Regions from separate parts of the Mus musculus genome. Here region 2 is linked to region 1. A link is a loop called in an ENCODE intact Hi-C map of the cell type or tissue named here. Cell type or tissue: heart. All regions are shown on one strand. Links, peaks and the distances in the headings refer to the core of each region. The heading gives the core; the rest is flanking DNA.

Region 1 (8,334 bases), core at 175-8,174:
GAGGAACATGTCTCACACACTGCTCTCTGCCTGCTGCATGTTAATGTTTGTATATCTCTGGAATAGATGATTCATATTTAACTAGTGATATTAACAAGGGGACATTGCTCCCAGGCACGTGATGCTTCAGACCTGGCGGGACAACAGGGATTGGAGAAGAGCTGACTGTGCGTTCAGTTAGGTTGTCGGTCATTTATAGATCGGCCTGTTTCCACCGTATTTTATTCTCTGCACCAAACCATCATCTGTTTTCTGATTGTTCCCACGGGATCTAGAAAGCACCTCAAGTCCTTTCAGACCCATTCAGATGGTGAAGAAGTCGTCACCCTGCTCAGAAGTCACACCACCTTTCTTGGCCCAAACAAATTTCCAGGTAAGATATTTTCCTAGTCTGCCAAAGTTCTTTTAGTGAGAGTGCAGAGACCGGTCTCTGTTCTGTCTTCTTCTAGAAATCAGCTAGCTCCACTAGCCTCGCCATTTAGTTGTACCTCTGGAAAACTCCGTGAACTATTTCTGTGCTCTCCAGGCCCCACAGGGTTTGAAGTGATAGTAAACCCTGGACAAAAACCCAGGAGCTCACTTGAGCTAGCCTCTGCTGAAGGATCCCGCCTGAGATACACACCTGCAGACTCCAGGCAAGAGGGCAGCTCCTGCCATGGGCGCTTTATCTGTGGTCTGGATCAGAGGATACTTACAAGAGAAACTGTCTTCTTTGAAAACAGTTGTCAGGAGTAGCTTTCCTCAGCTACACTATGTCTTGAATCCTTGAATCATAAGTAAATCGCACAGAACGTGTGTAAAGATTTTTAGAGGTGATAACTATCCCATAATAAAGTGTTAGTTTCATTTAAAGATGCTCACAGCTTAGATCTGGTGTCGTTGTTGGGATTGTCAGTTGAACTCATGATCTTGCCTTCTTCCCACTAGGCTTTGTTTTAACTGTGTGCAATCAAAGACGTAGGACCACAGTGAGTAACAAGAGGAAGAGGTCAATTATAAAAGTTATAAATCACATGGTTCCAAGAGTTAGTGGGAACTCTGTGCAAAGCTATTTTCCTTGCCCATATCTGCAGAGGAGTTGGACTAACACATGGGAAGGAAAACTGGATGGATGATGGAAAGACACTTGGCTGAACTGTGACCCGAAAGGATGTAATGAGGATACCTGCGGTTCACAAGGACAAACCTCCTTTAATACTGTCCGGAGGGTGACCTTGGGAAGCAGTTAACTGGTACCACTGTACATGTGTACATGGGCTAATCTCTTCCTCTTGTTACTCCCTGTGGTCCTGCATCTTTGCTTGTACACAGTTAAAACAAAGCCTAGTAGGGAAAGGGCAAGGACATGAGTTCAACTGTTCATCCCAACAACTACACCCGGATCTGCACTATGGAGAATGTACACAGAGCAGCTCAAGGAGGAGGCAGAGTGGAAAGTGGGGGAGGTACAATAAGAGAGCTGATGGGCTGAGCATGTAACTGAGTGTGAGTATTCTCTTAACATGCACAAAGCCTTGAGTGCTGTCTCCATCTCTAAGGAATGAAAAGAGAAATAAATTTTAAAAGGGAAGAGAAGCTGTTAAATTGATAAGCACATACAGGAGTACCTGAAGCCCAGGCCAACATGCAGAGATAACACCCACCTTCTACCCTGCATGGTTTCTCTCATGGCCAGTCCTAATGTGTAAGGAAGCAACTTTGGGAAGTATCATGGCCAGGTGTTTGAGACAATGTAAATCTACCACAATGCCCACTTGTGAACTTGGCACCATCCTGCACCTCCCTCAACAACACTTATAGTTCAAATGAAGACATAGAAACATTGGGCTTCCTGTTTACGTCATAACTCTCCCCAAAGAGGAGACAGAAAGAGGAGCCATGTCTGTGGGTGATAGTTGGTCTTCTAGCCAAGTCACATTTCCTGCTAACACTCTATGACTCCACTACTGAAATCCTGTAAGACACAATGTTATCTTTCAGCAGCACATCTTATGTTAAGACATGTAAATTAGTGGAAGGTTAGGAAAACATGCTTAGTACACCCATAAACACACTTGCACTGAGTTTAATCCGGAAGCAGTTTCAGAATGATCGTGGCCTTTGTTTCTATGAATACTCCAATGTCTACAGCCGGGTTTTACACATAGCTTTTCCTTCTCTTAACTGAAGCCCACAGTCAGTCCAGCACTGGATTTATTTTTAATAGAAGAATGTCCTTGATCAGGAAATCATAGATTTGATGACGAGTTCCTCAAACTGGCCTCTGTGATTAATCCAAAAAGTGTGACAGACATGAAGGAAAAATCCAGTCTTCAGTGTTTGTTTAGGTGTAGTTCTTCATTATGTGTTAATGGGAAGACATATGGGAAATGTCCTTAAGAAAGACTTATTGTGTGAAACAACTGAAGTTATTTGGGAGAAACCATTCTAAAAGTTCTTAAACAGAATAAAGGAAACTTTAAAGCTTTCTATAAACATATCTGTAATTGTATTTTGTTTAAAAAAACACAACTAAGAAGGGGGGGTTGTGACTGGAGAGATGACTTGTCACTTAAGAGAGCTTGTTACTCTTGCAGAAGATCCAAGTTTGTCTGGCGGCACCCACATGGTGGCTGACAACCTTCCATAACCTCAGTCTTAGGAGATCCAGTGCCCTCTTAAGACCTCTGTGGGCACCAGGCATTCATGTGGCACACATACAAACATGCAGACAAACACTCAGCATTCATACACATAAAATAAACAAATCTTTAAGAAAAGAACACACATTCAATAAATAAAATCTATTATTTAAAACGGAGGTGGAAATTATGAGCAGCCCAAAAAGAAAAGATGAAAAAGTCAAAGAATAATCTGTAAAACCACATTTACAACGCATAGTTTTGGAAGAAGACTCAGAAAACACAAAGTAGGAACAAACTTGCTTGAGTCAATAAAATCAATGAAAATATCAAAACCCAGCTATTTCAGAAATATGAATATCCAGTTACTCCAGGCACTTTATATCATTACTCGCCAGACAAATGAAAATAAACTTCTGATTGCTCCCCTCTCTATTGAGGTCAGCACAGCACCCTGAGTCATGAGGAAGTGACACCTGGAGCTAAGAGAAAAAAAAAAAAAAAAAAAAAAAAACGATGACTTCTTTCTGTAAAAGAGCAGCAAGACTGGACCCTCGGTGGTGGTGCCATAACTGTTTCAAATGGCTTTTAAAGGGACTTTGAGAAAACGATTCCAACCCTAAGTACAGACTGTGCAACTATCCACAGATTTAAAACAAAACAAGAGGGTAATGAGCTCATCTGTTAGCAGGGCTGAGCATCTGCGGTGTCACACCTGCACTCCTGTGCTCTGAAGTACAAAGAACCTGAGGGGCAGATTAGGAGCGCGTCGCCCGATCGGGGTTTGTGTTCCTTGTCTCGGTGTAGCTTTACTCAAATGTGAAATTGTTATCTGTTTTCCTGCTGTGGGAATCCAGCTGTAGCAAACTCCTCCCTAGGGAAAATGAAGTGCGAAGCTCTTTCCTAAAGGACTGTCGACCTGATGGCCAACTAACTTTTGTGACTTAACGCTGGCTTTGCTGCCCTCTAGTGTTCATAGCTTAAACTGGTTTGAACGTGGTGTAGTAGGAACTGTCTGGGGGAAATGCAGCCTTCCCCTGCTGTAATAATGTAGGAGGGCTCAGAAGGACTGGCAGGCTGATGACATAAGGCCCTGTTATATGGGTTAGTGGAGGCTGGAAGTAATGGCATGTCTTGTAGATAAGTCTCGGCATGACTACACACGGCAGAGAGGATGTCTGAGCTTGTTTTCTCCCTCTCTGCCCCTTCTCTCTCTCTCCCACCCTTCTCTCTCCTTCCATTACTCCCTCCTTCCCTCCCTCCCTCCCCCTTCTTTGTTGCTAACTTATGTCCATCGCTCTTCACTTTTTGTGTTTAGAAAACAACCCGAGATACGGGAGCAAGAGTAACTGATGGAGAAAAACAGATGCCCAAAGATTTCCTGACTTGTTCAATTATGTGATACTTCGGAATTTATGATTGTTGCTGTTAAAATTAGAACACAAGAATAGATTCACCATAGAGGTCAAACAACACGGCGGGGGTCGGGGAAGCTCCTCCGTGCTAGAATGGGCTGCAGTTAGACTATAGGGCATTTTCTTCATTAGTGATTGATGGGGAAGGGCCCAGCCTATTGTGGGTCGTTCCATTCCCTGGGATGGCAGATCTGGGTTTTATAAGAAAGAGACTGATCAAGCCATGGAGAGCAAGGCAATAAGTAGAGCCCCTCCTTGGACTCTGCATCAGCTCCTGCCTCCAGGTTCCTGTCCGGTTTGCATTCCAGTTCTGTCTTCCTTCCTTGATTGGACCACACTAACTCTTCCCTCCCCTCCTTGCTTTCTGGCCTCCATGTTTCACTGAAGCAATAGAAATCCTAACTAAGACAAGCTGGTAGCAGGATTATGGGGTACTGCTATGCCAGGCTGAGTTCTAAACAGATTTGCAAATGGTACTGGTAGGTCAAAGAGTTGCTTCTACATTCAGGGAAAGAAATCATTCCATTTCCCCAAATCACCTGCCAAAAAAAAAAATCACTTTTGAGAAAAAAAAAATCAGTATCTTTAGAGTCTAGCTGGACTGTCCTCTAATCTAAACAGGCTTGCCTGATGCTTTTATGGTCCTTCAATAATTATTTTGTTCTTTCTTTATTACTTTCTAAGCAACCATCAGGGCATCTTTTAACTAAAGGCAGCGGTGGCTCGCATCCTCTGACTGTCACTGTTCCCTAAGGAGACTCTGACTACAGAAGCAAGGCTTTAGCTGACAGTTTTGCCTTGATTCTCGGGTTTGTGGTTCTGTGCTCCTCCATAACCCTGGTGCTAGTGGTTCTGTCCTCCCAGAGATCTTTGTTTGGGGACATGTGTCAGGACCTCCCCACCCAACCGCTGCTTAAGTAGAATTTACTTAGGACTTCCATGGCCATCACTGATTGTACCTCCTTTGTTGGCCCTATCAGTCGTTCCTCCTCCTGTGCAGAGCGGTTCTCCCACTCACTCCACAAGGCTAGCGTCACTGTTTGCACTTCTTTCTTTTTCCTTCACTAATAAGATGTGCAATAAAAAATAAAAGTGCCGCAGATTTCCTGGGAGGCCTATAGACTGTTGGGTCTTCAGAGGAGCAGACAAGCTGGTGGTCTGTGACCTTATGAAACCTAGTTAGCTCTATAAAGTTTTGATTTCCTGTTCATTATATATGACAGCTAACACTGTAAAAGGCTGTTGTGATAAATGTGCATAGTCATTAGTCATTACTGATGGGCCTTCCTGGCCATAGTAATGAGAGAAACTCCAGGCTTGTCACTTGCTGTGACACACACTTTCTTCCATTCTTAAGCTTTCTAGTTTATAAAACGAGGACGGTAGCATTTTCTAGCTCATAAGATTAAATAGTACTACTTAACTCATAAAATTAGATCATCTGCTTAAGATTCACTTTCACCAGATTTTATTGCTTCAATGAACCTAACACCAAAGAAGGCCTAATTTTTCCACCTTTGACCACAAGGGGGCACTGTTGCATAGACTGAATGTCTATAAGGGCAAGAAAGAAAAAAAAAAATCCTGTCACTTCAGCTAGCCTTTATACCTTGCAGCTCTCAGAAGTGCAGTTGTAAGTAGAAAGGACGACAGAGCAGTCATTGCCAAGGGAGGAGCATCTCTCAGTTAATAGTCTCCAGGCCTTGTCCACAGGGAGATTTTCCTGAATACATCTCTCAGCCTTCTCACTGCCTAGCCATGTTCCCAGTGACCATTCTGCTGCTCAGCGCGTTCTTCTCACTGAGTAAGTATTATTTCAGTCCTTGCTTGCTTTTGTTTCCACAGACAGAACATGTTCCTAGTCAGAATCTACACAAGGGACATAGTATCATTACAGGTAGGTCTATTCTAGTCTCACTACTGCTACGTTGGTATTACAGGAGGAAACAGTGCCCAGTCCGTGGACCAGCCTGATGCTCATGTCACGCTCTCTGAAGGAGCCTCCCTGGAGCTCAGATGCAGTTATTCATACAGTGCAGCACCTTACCTCTTCTGGTACGTGCAGTATCCTGGCCAGAGCCTCCAGTTTCTCCTCAAATACATCACAGGAGACACCGTTGTTAAAGGCACCAAGGGCTTTGAGGCCGAGTTTAGGAAGAGTAACTCCTCTTTCAACCTGAAGAAATCCCCAGCCCATTGGAGCGACTCAGCCAAGTACTTCTGTGCACTGGAGGGCACAGTGCCTGAGGCTGCAGGGGGAGCCGAGCGCAAACCTCCTGAGACCTTCTGTGCACGAGGGCACACCAAGAACGATTCACAATAAGATCACTAGTAATGAAAATGAGCAGAGCAGAGGCTCAAGAATGTGGAGAATGTTTGACTCCTAAAAGAAATGGAAATGTATCGTATTCCTCATTTTACTATGGCATCATGTAGGAATTAACTAAAGGGATACCCTCAGGTAGATGTCCTAATGTGTGGAGCCACTGTGCTTTAGAGGCACTGCACTCAGGACTACAGTGTAGCTTGACCAAACCCAACCTCTCAATTTCCCCCCAGTCATCCAAACACTGCCTAGATCACCAGCATTTCTATTTCAACAGTACTAACAGCATATCTGGCTATAACATGAGTAATCAAAGATTTTGCACTCAACTCTCACATATAATTCATTGAGAAATCAGTTTAACCATACTTTAAAAATTGATCTGCTCTCTAGCCACTGCTACCTCCTTGTCTAAGCTATGATGGGCCTCTAAAATACCTTGCTGTGTGTTCTACTACAGTCTACTCTGAACACAACAACCAGTGAGCTTCGATGGTTCCTATTTAGCTCAGGTCCTTGCAGTGGTGTCCTGTTTTTCCCAGAGTAAAATCAAAAGTCCTCATGGTAGCCTACTGTAGTCCCTGCAGTGGACAAAGCCATGTCCTATATATTTAAAAGGCTCCTTAAAAAGTGTCAGTCCTGACTTCTGAAGACAAATGGAAATATTCTACTGACACTGTCTTAAGATAGGAACATCTTGAAAGAAAAACAAACAGTGAGAATTCATTCTCTGACTTCTAAAAAAAAAAGGTATTTCTGTGTCACAATGTGTCACAAACACTATACTGTCTTTTCCTTCCTCCCTCCTCCCTGTGGTTTCTTCCTCCCCTGACGTGGTCTTCTCTCTCTCTCTCTCTCTCTCTCTCTCACACACACACACACACACACACAAACACACATACACATTCATAAGCATACACACCTATTCTACATATGAGAAAAACAGAGTGTTTATCTTCCTGAATTTGGGTTATTAGTATAATGATTTTCAGGGGTGAGGAAGAGGGCCAGCAAGAGGAGGCAGGGACATGGGAGTTGGCAATGGAGGAAGAGTGAGGATAAGGACAAAATGATATGATATGATGTGTGTATTTGAAGATGCATAGTATACATAGTATAGTCCATTGTCTTCTATTCTATTAAAAACAAAATGAAATGAATATCATAATTTAAAAAAATCAAGAAGCCATCTCCTCATGCTGGAGGGAAAGGCGCTCCACAAAGATTGAAACCTCAAAAGGGAAGGGAGAGTGGCAGAAACAGTAAATCTACAGCAAATACAAGAATCAAATCTTCTCTTTTTGAAGCAGGTATATTAAGATAAAATGATACACATAGGCTGCCCATACTTAATACACAATGTGATGAGTTTGGGCACACATGCACACCCTTGAGCCCACCATTGCTGTCCCTCCTCTGGACACTTATTTGATGACATCATTGCTATTTCTAAACATCTCACACGCAGTCTGTCCTCTTAGGTCTTGAGCTTACATTGGTATGTTGTTGACTCTGCTCTTGGCTGTGGAGTCTCTAAAGCTGACTCTTGCCTGACTGAAGTGCTACAACCACTGGACAGTAACTCCTCTATTCTACTCTCTGGAAAATGCCATTCTATTTTGTGTCTGTGAATTTGACTATTTTTAGATACTCATGCCATTGGATTCAGTATTTGCCCTTCTGTGGCTGACTTATTTCATTTACTATAATGTCATCTATTTTCATCACTTCATCACAAATACCAGAATGCCCTTCATTCTCAAAGCTAAATAGCACCCCATTGTCAGCTTGCCGCATTCTGTTCATTCATTTGTCAATGGACTTTCAGCTTACTCAGATTGCTTCTATTTCTTGGCTACATTTTAGATGATGAAGCACAGAACCCTGACAATGTATCATGAAGATAAAAGCTCAAAATGAATTAGACTTGAACCTAAGACCCACAACTCTAAAACCACTGAAGAAGATATGG
Region 2 (8,334 bases), core at 92-8,091, 340 kb after region 1:
TTCCAGAACAGCCAGGGCTATACAAAGAAACTCTGTCTTAAATAAAAAAGTATCTAGCTTAAAGACCTGAAGCTAAGATGGGCAAGCCAGAGGAAAGAGAAGTGAGCAATATGAACTCGGGGTGGATAACTTTTGGTTTAGCATTGTGCTAGTAAATAATAATAATAATTATTAATAATGATGTGAAATGCTTTGCATCTCTCCTCTTTTTTAATCCCCACCTCTCATCTTCACCAACCACTGTCCTTTTCATACAAATGTGTGGCATCAAGGGTATCATTTAGTCCAACACAAAGGCCAAAATTCCACAAGGGTGGCTGTCTCATCAAAAAATTGAAAAGCTTTGTCCTGCCTACAAATTATAGAGCATCTTGATGCTGTACTGAGGATGCCAAAAAGGTCCCAAGCCTAAGGAATCCTGTCTGAATAAACAACTGTGCGAGCCTCTTGCCCTCAGCTTACCGACCTAGAGTCTCCTTTGGCTTCTTCATTGTCATCAATATCTTGATCACTGTTGTTTCTTCCAGATAATGAAAAACTACCAGAACCTGAAAATGACACACAAATTTCAGAGCCTTGCTATGGCCCAAGAGGTTAGTTCAAATCAAGATTAAAACAAATTCTATTGTTGTCACCTGGGATCTGAAAGCATCAGATTCAAAAGAAAACACACACACACACACACACACACACACACACACACACACACACACACAGTCCAGCTGGTTCCCTTGGCCCCTGTCCCAGCAGGGCTTGCCAGGCTATGAGCCAGTGTTTCCCAGACTGGCCTGCCTGGGTGGGCACGGGAGCCTGGGGGCTCTGAGTGCTGTCTGGGACCACACTGGGTGTGCAGGCCAGGAAGAACCATGGTGGTGTGGAGCTGAGGAGCTGTGAGAGTTGTTGACACTGTAGAGAGAAATTTGGTCTCCCCTGACTCCACTGTTCTTCCTTTCATTCAGTCACAGTTCACACTGAGAAGGTAAACATGATGTCCCTCACGGTGCTGGGCCTACGACTGCTGTTTGCCAAGACCATTGCCATCAATTTTCTCTTGACTGTTAAGTTATTCTTTTAAGGTAAGAATTGGTCACTTCATATTCCCAGCTTCACCCTAATTATGTTATAAATTGTAAAGAAGGTTAAAATGATAATAATAAGGCAAGTGTGGTGAAACACTCCTAGACTTCTAACAGTTTGGAAGCTGAAGCAAGAGGATTAATGTGAGTTCAAGACCAGCCTGAACTATACAATACCAAGCCAGCCAGGACTACATTAACAAGATATTATTTCAAAACAAAAAAAGGAAAATGAAAAGAAAAAGGAAAGGAAAGGAAAGAAGAGAAGAGAAGAGTAAAGAAAGTGAGGGAGGAAGGAAAGGAGAGACAAAGAGAAAGAGAAAGAGAAAGAGAGAGAGAGAGAGAAAGAGAGAGAAACTTAGGCTTGCCTATAAAGCCTTTCTCTGGGGGAATGGAGAGATGGCTCAGTGGCTAAGAGCAGTGGCTACTCTTCTAGAGAACCAGAGTTCAATTTGCAACTCACAACCATCTATAACTCAAGTTCCAGGGATCTAACGTCCTCTTCTGGTCTCCAAAACCACTACAAACACTTGGTTCACAGACATACATGTAGACTAAACACCCATAAGCATAAATAAAATAAAATAAAATAAAATAAAATAAAATAAAATAAAATAAAATAAAATAAAATAAAATAAAATAAAATAAAATAAAATAAATAAAAACTCCTCTCCCTTATCTTCCCCAGTACAGCCAAATGTTCATCAATTCATGTTCGAGGAATGAGCCTACATTTTAAGGGTTAAACTGATCTATAAGTATAGCCACTCATTTCCAAATGGGTATCTAACCCTGCCTGTTAACTTTACTTGCAGTTCAGAGGTCACAGCAGTAAAAAGAATGTTACCCTAGGCATCAGAAGACCAATCTTTAGTCCTGACCTGTGACTAGCTCCTGGATACCTCGGCCAGTTTGCTTACCCTCTCTGGGCTTGGGTTTAAGAATGACTACAAGAAAGCAAACAAGTCTGATTACTATACTGACCAGCAGAACCCCTGCCATGTTAGCAGTGTCATGTTCCGCAATTGATTAATGATGTCTGGAATGGTACCGCACAGTAGACACCAGCCTTCCCAAAATGATACCACCGCTCCCTCTTTCCAGTTTCAGAGTCTGTGATTGTATAAAACTTTCCTTTATTTACAGGTGGGCTGACATGAGGAGACTACGGTTCCTGAAAGAAATCAAAAGCTTAGAAAGATGCTATATCCCAGGCTTCCAACTTCTCAGTGCTTCAGACTGACCCTTCACCACCACATTTAAACAGCTGCTAACAAAACCAGCTTTTCTGTGACAGCAACAAGCCTAGCTAATCCTCCAGTCTAGAAGAAAAGCAAAAGCCCTCGGGACCCCCGGCTTTACCTGCTGCTTTATAAAGGCATGGGAAGTTATGAAAACAGATCCATTTTATTTTGCCCCCATAATTGGTATACTTTGAAAATGGTGTTTCATCCTTCTTCATTTACCCAGAACTAGGAAGTGGGGACCAGCTTCATTATCCAGGAGGAAATAATCTTGAGAGAGAGAACCCGTATCTTTTTAGCTAAACATGGAAAGCTGTACTCAACTCATCCCTAGCCAGAGCCCCCTCCTCCTCTCCTGAGGCGAGCATGGCCCAGCCCCCCCCCCTTTGTATTTACTCCAATAGTCACACAGGAGAGTTTTCCTAGCAGCACTACGGTGTGAACAATTTTAGCACTTTCTGTTTCTCCTAATACTTTACAAACAAACTCACACTTGGCTTCCTTAATGCTCTCCAAGCAGACAATAAAGCTTCTAAGATCGCATCTAATTATTCTCCACTCTATTACCAAAGATGAAAGTAAAATACCGAAAGGAAGGACACTCATTCTGTGAACTGACTTTGTCTGCACAAACCAGCTGAGTCCCAGGCACAATGCAGAGAGTACAGAATTAATACCTGTGCCCGGCCTGCAAACAACTCACTGTGCAAGTGTTTTGGAAGCAGGAGTAGGGATGTGACCCGCCCCCCCCCCCTCTCCCAGTAAAAATGGTGCTTGCATTGTCTTTGCCTGCCAGCCTGGCTTTTGACATTACTGGGCACAGATCCTTTCCCCTCAGTCTTTGCTGCTGATGCCCTCTGCCTTTCTTCTCGGGCCTGCCTCTCTTGCATTTATTAAGCCGTTCACCTCTGGCTTCACTCAGTGTGAAGTGACTACCAGGGGAGAATGATGCTCAGAGCTATTAGTGTCCTGGAAGCCAGGCTGAGCGTGTCAGTCACATCACAGCTTCCTGTGCTTCTGGCATTCCATTCTGTCTAGGGAACTGGGCCCTGGTTTCCTGCTGCTATTACAACAACAGCAACACCTTCAGTGTGGTGTTCAGCTCTGCTAACCCCAGCTCAGCAAGGCCACAGCTTTTTGACACACCCACTAACAGGCCCTAACAACTCAATACCGTGGTTCCCTCAGTTCCTATGAGAAGTATAAAGCAGGGGTCATGGTGTGATGTTTGAAAGAGCAATTATCACTGCCAATTCCCTAGCTACCATCAACCACAGCCTCCAAACCAAGGGATGGGATGATGCTGTGTGTCACTGGGTTCAGGCAAACCTAAATGGATAAGCTGGGTCCACCCAGGGAAAAGCAACCAAGCAAGCCACCCTTTGCCTGGGATGTCTTCTGCCACCCTGCAGCATCCAAATGCTATTCCGAAGGTGTTAGAAAAGATTGCATCCTCTTTTTTCCAAGCAGAACAAAAACGTTTGCCCAGCCTGCCCTCCCCTCCACCTGAAAAAAAAATTGATTATACTTTGTCAAAAGTCATTCGGTGAGGCAGAGATATGGCTGGAAACGAAACCAAGGTCTCAAGACTGACAGCCCAAAGTTACTGTCCCAGGGGCTCCCTGTATCACCAAAATGAGAATGATGTGTCACTCTAAATGTCACGACACTGAGCTTCAGAACTGCCTCTTGTCAGCAACAAATGAGACAACTCTGACCCGCCATGCCAGGAAAAATAAAACCTAGCATAGCATAGCAGGACGATGAATTTCGCCCACCAAAATGAGCCTCCAAAAACTTTAAATTAATATTTTAGTTAGTATATGAGTAACAACTTTGATGGTAAGATTTTCTTACTGGTATGTCATCATATCTCGTTCAGATCCACCACCACCTCCATTACTCTCACATTCCCACTCCCTCTCAGTGGTCCTCTGCATCCCTGAAATTGTTTCTCTCTCTCTCTCTCTCTCTCTCTCTCTCTCTCTCTCTCTCTCTCTCTCTCTCTCTCTCTCTCTCTCTCGTGTGTGTGTGTGTGTGTGTGTGTGTGTGTGTGTGTGTGTGTGTGTGTGTGTGTGTGTGTGTGAAGACAGAAGGCAGGAGCGGGGAACCACATCCTGTGACTCCCTCACATCACCCCCTGTTGCTCCACATTGAGGCTACTTTTCGCTTACTGTGTCTGAAGTGCACACAAACCCCCTCCCAAATTCATTTTGACAACGCCTCCTAGCACGTAGCTGCAACAAGTGCTAGAAATACAGCATGCATTCCTAGCTGTCGTGAACCAGCTGTGAGATGAGGAGACTGTTCCTCACATCTGGGCTCTCCCATCCCCGAGTCTGTATCTAATAACTTTAATGGTATATCTAGGATACAGATGTTAACAGAAGTAGACAAAGGTGAGCCCAAGACTCAGAGCCTGAAGGGGCATCTGCTTCGACATCACATGGCCAATATTTTTCAAGAGAAAATGGTTTTCTCTTAGGACACCATTGAACTCCACACTTGACACCTTAGAAAATGGCGTTCTTGGTTCTTAGACAATTGGCCAGGCTGTTCTTCCACAAAATGATCTTCAGGGAGAAATGCTGTCCAAATAAAATAACTAAAATAGAAGCATCGGAGAGTGCCTAGGGCACATGACATAGCACATCAAGATGCAGAAAGAAGAAGATAGGGGTGGGTTTAAGAGTCCACTTGGAGTCTCAACGAGAAAGCCTACTAATACACAGTAATGACTGGGCAACCACAGAGATAAAAACGCTGACAATGGTGTCCTTGGCACACCATTCTGATATCCTCACGGGGAACAGCATGGACTTGAGATATGGTAGTTCCTCAAGCTGTAGTTCTCCATAGCCAACCACAAGTGACTCCATTGACAAAGGCCCATTGAACCCAGAGTGAGAGGTGCTGTGCTCCTTGGAAGCCAGAGTCTTTCCTGGCTGTGGCCAGGCCTTTCGTTCCTAGTCACTTGGGAGTGCCAGATGCCTGACAACCTGGCATGTGACTTTCTGTGGAAGGGGGATGGGGAGGGCACTCCTAAACTGTGCTCCAGGGGTTTGGGTACAGGCTCCCTGGGCACCTGCACCACAGTGATACCCCGAGGCACAGTAATAAGTAGCGCTGTCTTCAAGGCTCACTGGAGAGATCACCAGATGGAAGGTTCTGTTGGCCTTGCTGTGCTTCACAGAAAATCGACCTTGAACAAAATCTGCATCATGGGAACTAGTGTCGTCCCTATAAAGGATGAACTGGAAGGATCTGTCTGGCCTTTTGCGATACCAAAATAAATCTGGGTTTGGAGAATCCGCATTGTACGTGCAGAGCAGTGTTACTTCAGTGCCGCTTGCCACTGTCTGGTCAGTGGAGCTCTGGGTCAGCGTGATGCACAGCACATCCTTGTCTGTGAAGAAGAAAGGAGGCCATAGTAGCGTCTGCATCCCAGACACTGACCAGCTCAGAGGGACTCAACAGACGATAGGAATGAAAGTCACGGGCAGAGAATGACTGAAACCTAAGTGTGTAGAGACAGAGAGCAAGCTTCCGAAGGTCAGAGAGAGGGAAGCAGGGTGCAGCAAGCGGGAAATACGCCTCTTACAGGCAAACAGAAGGGTAAGGGTCGCGGCAAGAATCATCCTTCCAGTCGGTACAGGGGCACAGCGTGGAGGAGGGCTGCTGGACTCTCTTTAACCATCCCTATTGCTTTGTCTAGGGAGGGGACAGGAGGGAAAGGAGGAGAGGCAGGCAGCCCCTCACATGACTGTCATGTGACTGGATTAACTGGAATTGTGGGGGTGAATACCTCTACCAAGGAACTGTTGTGGTTTACAGAAATGTTGGTTTTCAAACCATCTAGAACTGATACTTCTAACAATGAAAATGAACGACTCTTTTAAAAGTAGAGGTGGGGCGGGGTAGAGGGGAGGAGTGAGAGGGGGGCTGGGGAAGGGGGATGGGGGAAGGAAACTGTGGGCCCCCACAATGGCGTGCTTTGGATGGCTAATGTATAAAGTACCTTACCTGCCATGCTTATATTCTCTGATCATAGAATTATACTTCCAGTAGTCCTGTCTCAGGGCGCCTGACATGTGTCTTTGTATCTGACTTTGTAGAGCTCAATAAATGGAATCAGTAGATAGTATTCAATATGGAAAATAAATTAGTAAGTCCCTCTGTGTAAGGATGGAAAAATGGGCAGGCAGGACCCTAGAAGCCTTTGGTTTTAAAGCTTGGGGTGGTGCTTGCTGAGCCTGGCAGTGTTCACTGCAATGCCCGACAGGGTTCCCTGTCTCTTGGTAGAGCCTACACTTGGCTATAGCTGTAAAGTTCCTGCCCAAAAGAGAGCTTGGGGGGCAGGTAAACTGCAATGAGTGAGCTACAAGCTTGCTGGGTTACTGTTATGAGAAGCCTCCTACGCCTGGGGTGTCTGGAGCCCCTGAGCCATCCTCTCTCATTCACATGCACCAAAAATTTAGGAAGCCTTGCTCTGGACTCAGAAACACTAACTCACTACAATCCCCACGAGTATCTTCGAAGGTTCCTCTCCTCCCTTTTCCCTACACCTGCTTCATCAGTAAGACCTGTTTACATTTTTTTTCCTGAGACAGGGTTTCTCTGTATAGCCCTGGCTGTCCTGGAACTCACTCTGTAGACCAGGCTGGCCTCGAACTCAGAAATCTGCCTGCCTCTGCCTCCCAAGTGCTGGGATTAAAGGCGTGCGCCACCACGGCCCAGCTTGTTGGCATTTCTAAACACAAGTTCATCTGCTTTTCCCATCCCAGCTGCCCCCTCATGCAAACATTGCCATCTCTTACTGGGATCACTACTTAGTCCTAACTGGTCCCTTTGCTTCACCCTTTGTCCTGGACTATCCATTCTCTGGGTCTTTATAATGCTAACTGCTCCTCTTTGCCTGGGTCTCTGAGACCCAGCAAAGCTCTGACTCTTGCCTCTTACCCTGCCTTAGGACTATTGCTTGCTCTCTCCATTTGCCATGGGTGCAATAGCCTTTCTTGTCGTCCTCCATCTGCCTCCCTGTTCTAGCTATCTAAAACCCTTACCTCGTTCTTCAGCAACCTCAGCTCCGCTCAGTGTCCCCAGCCACTCCAATTAGTTACTTACTCGTTGCCACCCTTGATTACATCTGTGTTGAAATTTTCCCTCAGCTTGATACCAGATTTGTTAAAAAAAAATTACTTTTTTCCATCTCAACACATATGCACACACACACATGCACACAAACTAATGACAACATTCAATTTTTCACTGATCCTGATGTATCCCAACCCCCAGTTCATTGTCTTTCAGTAAATAGATGTGCAGTAAAAGAACACTGCTTCACTGAAGAGTTCTCCAGTGGGACTCGGCAGAGGGTGTTTCATCAGTAAGACCCTTGCCTAGCATACATGAGGCTCTGGGCTCCATCTCCAGGGGGAAAATGAGACAGAAAGAAAGAGAGGGGGGAGTAACAAAAATACAAGAGAACAGCCAATGGTTACCTCAAATGTCTGGAACATGCTATATTTGGAACATCACTGTACATTTTTTTAAAAAGAAGTATTCATTGTTTATCTGGAACTCAACTTTCACTTGACTTCCTGAATTGTATCTCCATGCAACCACGGGCATGCAGAGTTCTCAAGAAAAATATCACCTGGACCAGCAACCCATTGTGAGCATCCATAAGGATGATGCCCTGGATGTTGGAGAGGAAGATTCAGAGGAAAAAGGATGCTCACCTTCTCAGGGGCTACCACTTGGAAGAATCCTTGCACACACCCAGCCCCTGCTGACAGAAGTCATTTTCAGAGCATCCAGGTCCCCAGCCCAGCCCTAGACTAAACCATCTTCTTGATGAATAGCTGACTACTCCTCCTATTGCCCAACTTCAGGGACATCTGACCACACCCAAGAACACAGACATGGGCTCCACAGGCCCTCACACAAGACACGTACAGTCAGGTGCTGGACACTGTGCCGGTGGTGTAAGTGACATCTCTCAGCTCCAATGT

The links. Hi-C counts contacts between places; a loop is a spot of excess contacts. Peaks named below come from ENCODE experiments on the same cell type or tissue, not always from the same donor. Only the 100,000 strongest peaks of a DNase experiment are listed, where the experiment ranks them.
Region 2: it touches region 1 in a loop (6-fold over the local background); 3 of 42 quality-filtered maps call a loop at or near these places.

What each region holds. Positions count from the first base shown.
Region 1 is chr14:53,800,845-53,809,178 of GRCm38, forward strand. It overlaps Tcra and Trav17. Among named protein-coding and RNA genes, the nearest start is that of Gm30392, 190 kb to the right of the region's middle. In heart, for the core only: CTCF peaks have their summits at 3,576 (motif pointing left) and 5,554 (motif pointing right); no DNase peak of the experiment used is centred there; H3K4me3 peaks cover 270 bases.
Region 2 is chr14:54,143,244-54,151,577 of GRCm38, forward strand. It overlaps Tcra, Tcrd, Trdc and Trdv5. Among named protein-coding and RNA genes, the nearest start is that of Gm30275, 22 kb to the left of the region's middle. In heart, for the core only: no CTCF peak of the experiment used is centred there; no DNase peak of the experiment used is centred there; H3K27ac peaks cover 1,163 bases.